Regions from separate parts of the Homo sapiens genome. Here region 2 is linked to region 1. The links are chromatin contacts, found by Hi-C or POLR2A ChIA-PET in ENCODE. All regions are on one chromosome and are shown on one strand. Each heading gives the region's core, a stretch centred on a gene start or an enhancer-like site at or near the end of the contact. The rest is flanking DNA. Distances are from core to core; before and after follow the strand shown. Region 1 holds the start of SERHL2 (serine hydrolase like 2). Region 2 overlaps POLDIP3 (DNA polymerase delta interacting protein 3).

Region 1 (3,010 bases), core at 1-2,500:
TAACACGGTGAAACTCCGTCTCTACTAAAAAAAATACAAGAAAAATTAGCCGGGTGTGGTGGTGGGTGCCCGTAGTCCCAGCTACTCGGGAGGCTGAGGCAGGAGAATGGCGTGAATCCGGGAGGCGGAGGTTTAAGTGAGCCGAGATCGCGCTACGGCACTCCAGCCTGGGCTACAAAGCGAGACTCTGTTTCAAAAAAAAAAAAAAAAAAAAAAAAGAGAATTCACTACCAGTACTTGTTCTTATTTGTCCTAGACTTGCCACTGTTTCAGACTCAAAGGGTGCACTTTCCCTCTTTCATTGTAGGATTTAGTGCATGAATCTGCTCACCCCAAACATCCTCTTCATAACTTGGGGTTTTCGATCCTTTCCAGGCAGATATTGTTTATAATCCCTCACCTGGAGGGTTCCTCCACGTCCCCAATTTATACATTCATTTGTTCACCTGTACAATTTTTTTTTTTTTGAGACGGACTCTCGCTGTCGCCCAGGCTGGAGTGCAGTGGTGCGATCTCGGCTCACTGCTGGCTCCGCTCCCCCGGGTTCACGCCATTCTCCGGCCTCAGCCTCCAGAGTAGCTGGGACTACAGGCGCCCACCACCTCGCCCGGCTAATTTTTCGTATTTTTAGTAGAGACGGGGTTTCACCATGTTAACCAGGATGGTCTCGATCTCCTGACCTTGTGATCCGCCCACCTTGGCCTCCCAAAATGCTGGGATTACAGGCGTGAGCCACCGCGCCCGGCCTGTACAACAATTATTAAGACTGGCTTGTGCCAGGCTCTGCTGAGAATCCCAGGACACGGTGGGGACACGGTGGACGCAGGCTGTCCGTCAAGGGGGCTAGTAAGCCACTAAACAAAGGGTAGCCTTCAGCCCTGCGGCGCGGGCCAGCGAGCATTCAGAGGCCCAACTCGCTGTGGTTGCTCCCCGGGTCTGGTCCCGCGCGGACGTGGGGGCGGCCATCAGGACTGCCCGGGGGTTGGCGCCCTGCTGGGTTCCAAGCCGGTGGGCGCGGACAGTGTGGCGGGAAGGCCGGGCCTGGCGGGTGGGGGCGCGGCCTGGCGGTGGGGGTGGACCTTCCTGGGGTGGAGCCCGCGGCTGTGGGAGCAGGGCCCGCCGGGGCTCGGGCAGGGCGGTGGGAAGGCGGGGCCTTCTGAGTGGGGGCGGGGACTGCTGGAGTTGCGGGGCCTGCCTGGGGTAGGGCGGGGCAGGACAGCTTGGAGATAGGGCCCGGAATTGCGGGCGTCACTCTGCTCCTGCGACCTAGCCAGGCGTGAGGGAGTGACAGCAGCGCATTCGCGGGACGAGAGCGATGAGTGAGAACGCCGCACCAGGTCTGACGGGGAGGCCTTGTGCGAGCGTCCCACTGCCCACCCACCTGGTTGGGACAGTAGAAGAGGGCGGGATGGAGTGGAGGGTTCGCCGACCGCGTCGCCCTCCTGGGTGTCGCAGCTCCTTCCTCGGCAGTCCCGGGGCATGAGAGCGCGACCGGCCAGGAGTTGGGGGACCCGGGACACGGCCGCACGTGGCCTCCCAGGGTTCCAGGAGCCCCTGAGTTAGCCGAGCGTGCGCGTGGGTGTCGGGGGTGCGCAAGTCTCCAGCCTTGCAGAGACGGAGGAGGCTGCCAGATGTGGGGGCGGTGGGGGTTCCTGGAGTCCCACCGCCTGCCCTAAATTTCCACTCCGCCCTTGTCGCCCAGTGTGACCTTGGGCATGTACTGCAGCTCCCAGTGCCTCAGTTTCCTGCTCTGTGGAGGGAGAGTGACAGTGGTCCCACCTGCTGCGTGTATGAGGGTTTGGCACCCCTCTGGCCTTTGGGAAAGGCTTAGGAAACGGGCTGTTTCTTTACTCCGGTTTTACAGGAAAGGAAACAGGCTCAAGACGTTTTAGTAACTTCTCCAAGGTTACCCAGCCAGCAAGTGATGGGGTCCAGGCCTGACCAGCGCCCCCGCCCCAGCACATTCTAGAAGGTTCTGCCCCAGTTTAAATGGGGTGCATGCTCTGAGGCCTGTCACAGCTTTTTCCGGCTTAACTTCTCTGTCCCTCCTCTGGGAGTCTCCACTCCCATGTCTGACTCTCTCCCCATAACCTTCTGGGGCAGCTAAGGGTCTGAGTCCCTCTGGACATGAGCCCCTGGCTCAAGCACATCAGGCAGAGATAAGGGGCTCAGGGAGCACCAGCTTCATGGGTGAATGAATGAAGGAATGAAAGACCCGGCTGTGTCTTTCAGGTCTGATCTCAGAGCTGAAGCTGGCTGTGCCCTGGGGCCACATCGCAGCCAAAGCCTGGGGCTCCCTGCAGGGCCCTCCAGTTCTCTGCCTGCACGGCTGGCTGGACAATGCCAGCTCCTTCGACAGACTCATCCCTCTTCTCCCGCAAGGTGTGAGGCTGGGGCTGAAGGGAAGGCCAGGGGGAAAGTGGGCAGGAAGGTGAGGGGGGAGGTCTGCAGGGGAATGAGGAGGGCGGGGAGACAGCTGGCATAGACACCTCTTCCTACCCTCCAACCCGCTTCTCTCTGTTTCAGACTTTTATTACGTTGCCATGGATTTCGGAGGTCATGGGCTCTCGTCCCATTACAGCCCAGGTGTCCCATATTACCTCCAGACTTTTGTGAGTGAGATCCGAAGAGTTGTGGCAGGTAAGAAACAGAGTGTGTATTTTCGGCGGTGTGGGGGGTGCTCTAGGGCACCCCCTCTTATCACTGGAGGCGGGGTAGGATCCAGGAAGCAGCGCTGGCCTGAGAGTGGGGCCTGGGCTCTGGCCCCAGGTCTGCCAGCAATTCACGGGAGATCTTGGGAAAGTTGAAGAGTTCGCTTCCTCCAGTGGGTCCCCCAAGCTAGTGTCCTGGGTGGACACCCCAGATGCTGGGAAGGGATTTCCTGAGCCTGGGGACTAGAAGCAAGATCGTGGGCTGAGCCTGTGCCCAGCCGGACCTTCTGGCTCCTTGCATTTCCAGCCTTGAAATGGAATCGATTCTCCATTCTGGGCCACAGCTTCGGTGAGTACAG
Region 2 (3,010 bases), core at 276-2,775, 43 kb after region 1:
CGATTCCAGGGGTGGCCCTTGGCTGGCATCTGAGAACTCGGATCTCAGGAGGGCTCCTGCCACCCCACAGTTCACTGTGCCTGGACTGTGCAAACAACATGGTTTCTGCTCAACAGCTGCTTTCCCTCTGGGAGTCTGGAATTTTAGTACATGCTACACAGAGAATGCCGAAGTGACCAGCCCCCAGTAAAACCTTTGGGTACTGAGTCTTTAATGAGCTTCCCTGGTGTCACATGTATTGTCACAACTTGCTGCGAGTTGCACCCAGCATCCTGTGCGACTCTGCTGGGAGGGGCCTCTGGAGGCTTGTGCCTCGTTTCCCCCCGACTTCACCCCATGAGCCATTTGCTCTGCATCCTTTTGCTGTCATTAGTCTCAGCCCTGAGCGTGACTATATGCTGAGTCTGGTGAGTCCTAGCAGTCATCAAACCTGAGGGTGGGTCTTAAGAGACCTTTGCCACAGAGGCAGTTTGAGATTTAAATGTTTGGTAGGTCACAGTACTTACAACAATGTCCTCCTCAGTGACTCGAGGGTGCAGATTATTCACAGTCATCTTGGTGCCTTCCAATGGGCTGAGAACAGGCTGCCACACAGACAAGAGCATTACCAGAAGCCAGATGGCTGATAAGCATTCCCACAACAGAAATTCCTCCAGGCACGTGACTAGGAAGGCCCAGAGGAAAGCTCCATGGAGAGTTACCACAAATGGGCCCCCTGAACTTCAGTGTCCACTACACCCCCCATCACTCTATGCTAAAAGCATGGACCCTCTCCCATCTCCCAAATACGCAAGCCTCTCAGGCCCTGAGCCTCTACCTGGAAGGCTACTCATGCTTCCAGACCCACTCAGCTAAAAGAGCCCTTTTTCCCAGACTTCCCAACTGGAATGAGATAATCTGTCCTCAGCCCTCCTAATAGCTTTCTTCTGAGAGAGTCTAACATATCACCAGATACCGCAATCTCTCAGCAGGTCTGCCGTCCCCACTAGCCTGCAAGGTCTTTGAGGGTAAGAGTCCCTAGGTCTTGGTTTGCTCATCTGTAGAATGGGGGTGGCAATGCCCACCTCACAAAGGCGTTGTGGGGAACACAATGAGGTACATATAAGCATACAGCCCTCCTGACCCCAACTGCTGCAGTCACCACCATCACCTCACCTCAGCAGCTGGCAGCTCTTTGGGGGGTTCTTCCTTGTTCACCAGTGTCCGGGACATGTTGGTCAAGGCTTTTGTTCGAATAGAGGAAGGGAGAGCAGGAGCTGTGTATGCATCATTCTGAACCACTTTGGTGAGAGGGAGGGCCTTGGACATGGAAAGCTTGGAACTGCTTAGCCCAGCCTAAACGAAGAGACAGAAAAGAATCTGAGAAGCCAGACCTGCAATGTTCTGAAGAAGCCCCAAGAGGTTGACAACTTGCTGAGAGCATGAACCCTCGATGCCTCCCAGCTCTCTAATTCTATTAGAGGTCTGGAGCCAAAAAGGCTGCCGGCTGCCAGTGACATCCCATAGGGAAGGGGCAGGGGGAGAGAAAAACACACAGCCTGAACGCGCACTCACAGAAGCCACTCCCCACAGTGCTAGAAGCTCTTGGCAGGAAGCTTCCATACAGCCCTGACCTGGAAAATTACCCAGGAGCCACAGGCTCACCCACACCACTTAGACTTTCTAAAAATTCTACAATATGAGGCTGGTCAGAAGGCCAAAAGCTTGGCCAGGCATAGTGGATCACATCTGCCATCCCAGCACTTTGGGAGGCTGAGGTGAGAGGACTGCTTGAGGCCAGGAGTTCAAGACCAACCTGGGCAACACAGTGAGACCTCATCTCTATAAAAAATGTAAAAGAGCTGCTCTGCCTGTGGAGTAGCCATTCTTTTATTCCTTTGTTTTCTTAATAAAGCTGCTTTTGCTTACAAAAAAAAAAATTAAAAGGCCAAAAGCTTGAGGCCAAGTTCATTCCCAGATATGCTTCTATCACAATGTGCTGATCACCACTCTTAAGAAGGCCCAGAATTCAGTGTTTTGGTTCCTCTTCTGGCCATCCAGAGGAACCACACACAGCCTTGGCCTCATCAGCTCCGACTGTCAGGGACACTCGGGCATTTGGCAGTGCAGATCACCAAAAACAGCCCCTCCATCTGGATGTGGTCCCTTGGAAACAAAACTCCCCTGTATTAATGTGTCTGAGGAAAAAGGTGCATAAAGCAGAAGTGACGGGGGCCCTGCTGATTTAGGGCAGTGTTTACAGGCACTGACCCAGGGCAGGGAGAAAGGAGGAACGCAGCGGCCAGAGAGGCACATCAGAGCATGGGCACGGGCAATTCACCACGCTCCTCCAAGTCTGGGTGAAGCAGCGTCATCCCCATGCTGAATTCCACATTCCTCATGTGGAATTCTGCGTCTCCAGAGCTGGGACAGCACAGTGACTCCACACAGGGCCCTGAGAGCGAGACTGCTCGGGCTCCATTCCTAGATCCACTGCTTCTCATCAGCTGGGTGATGTTGAACAGGCTTATTTCACCTCTCCATGCCTGTCCCTCATCCATCAACGAGGGTAATCAACAGTACCCATCTCACAGGGTACAAGACGCATGAGTATAAATATGGCATTTATTCAATTAGGGTATCAAATAGGGATAGAGACTCACTGAGCAAGCTGATAGTTCCCTTGATAGCAGACTTGAGCAGTCTAATTACTGGAAAGGCCTGGTCCCTTTGTAAAGAAACAAACTGGCATCATTCAGCTTCACGACCTCTTTTTTTTTTTTTTTTTTGAGACGGAGTCTCGCCCTGTCACCCAGGCTGGAGTGCAGTGGCGCAATCTTGGCTCACTGCAACCTCCACCTCGGGGTTCAAACAATTCTCCTGCCTCAGCCTCCCGAGCAGCTGGGATTACAGGCACGCGCCATCATGCCCAGCTAATTTTTTATTTTTAGTAGAGACGGGATTTCACCATGTTGCCAAGCTGGTCTCCAACTCCTGACCTCAGGTAATCTGCCCACCTCAGCCTCCCAAA

Evidence for each region. Hi-C counts contacts between places; a loop is a spot of excess contacts on that map. ChIA-PET counts read pairs that join two places held with the same protein, here RNA polymerase II (POLR2A). Pooled maps may share reads with other maps.
Region 2: a loop to region 1 is called in a map of posterior vena cava, with 11 times the contacts of the local background. The contact joins the enhancer-like site here to the promoter of SERHL2 in region 1. A Hi-C loop is called at or near these places in 1 of 168 maps with a recorded cell type or tissue (posterior vena cava), 1 of 37 single-sample maps with no recorded cell type and 5 of 50 pooled maps. POLR2A ChIA-PET finds 5 or more read pairs at or near these places in 14 of 52 experiments (A673, H1, HEK293T and 9 more).

Annotation. Positions count from the first base shown.
Region 1 is chr22:42,552,706-42,555,715 of GRCh38, forward strand. SERHL2 (serine hydrolase like 2) reads left to right here and starts at 1,251. Exons shown (of 12, transcript NM_014509.5): 1 at 1,251-1,337; 2 at 2,233-2,382; 3 at 2,527-2,640; 4 at 2,959-3,000. The coding sequence starts at 1,316. RefSeq lists a silencer at 794-1,193.
Region 2 is chr22:42,595,031-42,598,040 of GRCh38, forward strand. POLDIP3 (DNA polymerase delta interacting protein 3) reads right to left here. Exons shown (of 9, transcript NM_032311.5): 5 at 1,156-1,335; 6 at 507-584. Among named protein-coding and RNA genes, the nearest start is that of POLDIP3, 18 kb to the right of the region's middle. Within about 2 kb of position 1,526, at least 3 of the 41 ENCODE cell types and tissues checked have a DNase peak (open chromatin) inside an H3K27ac peak, as active enhancers do.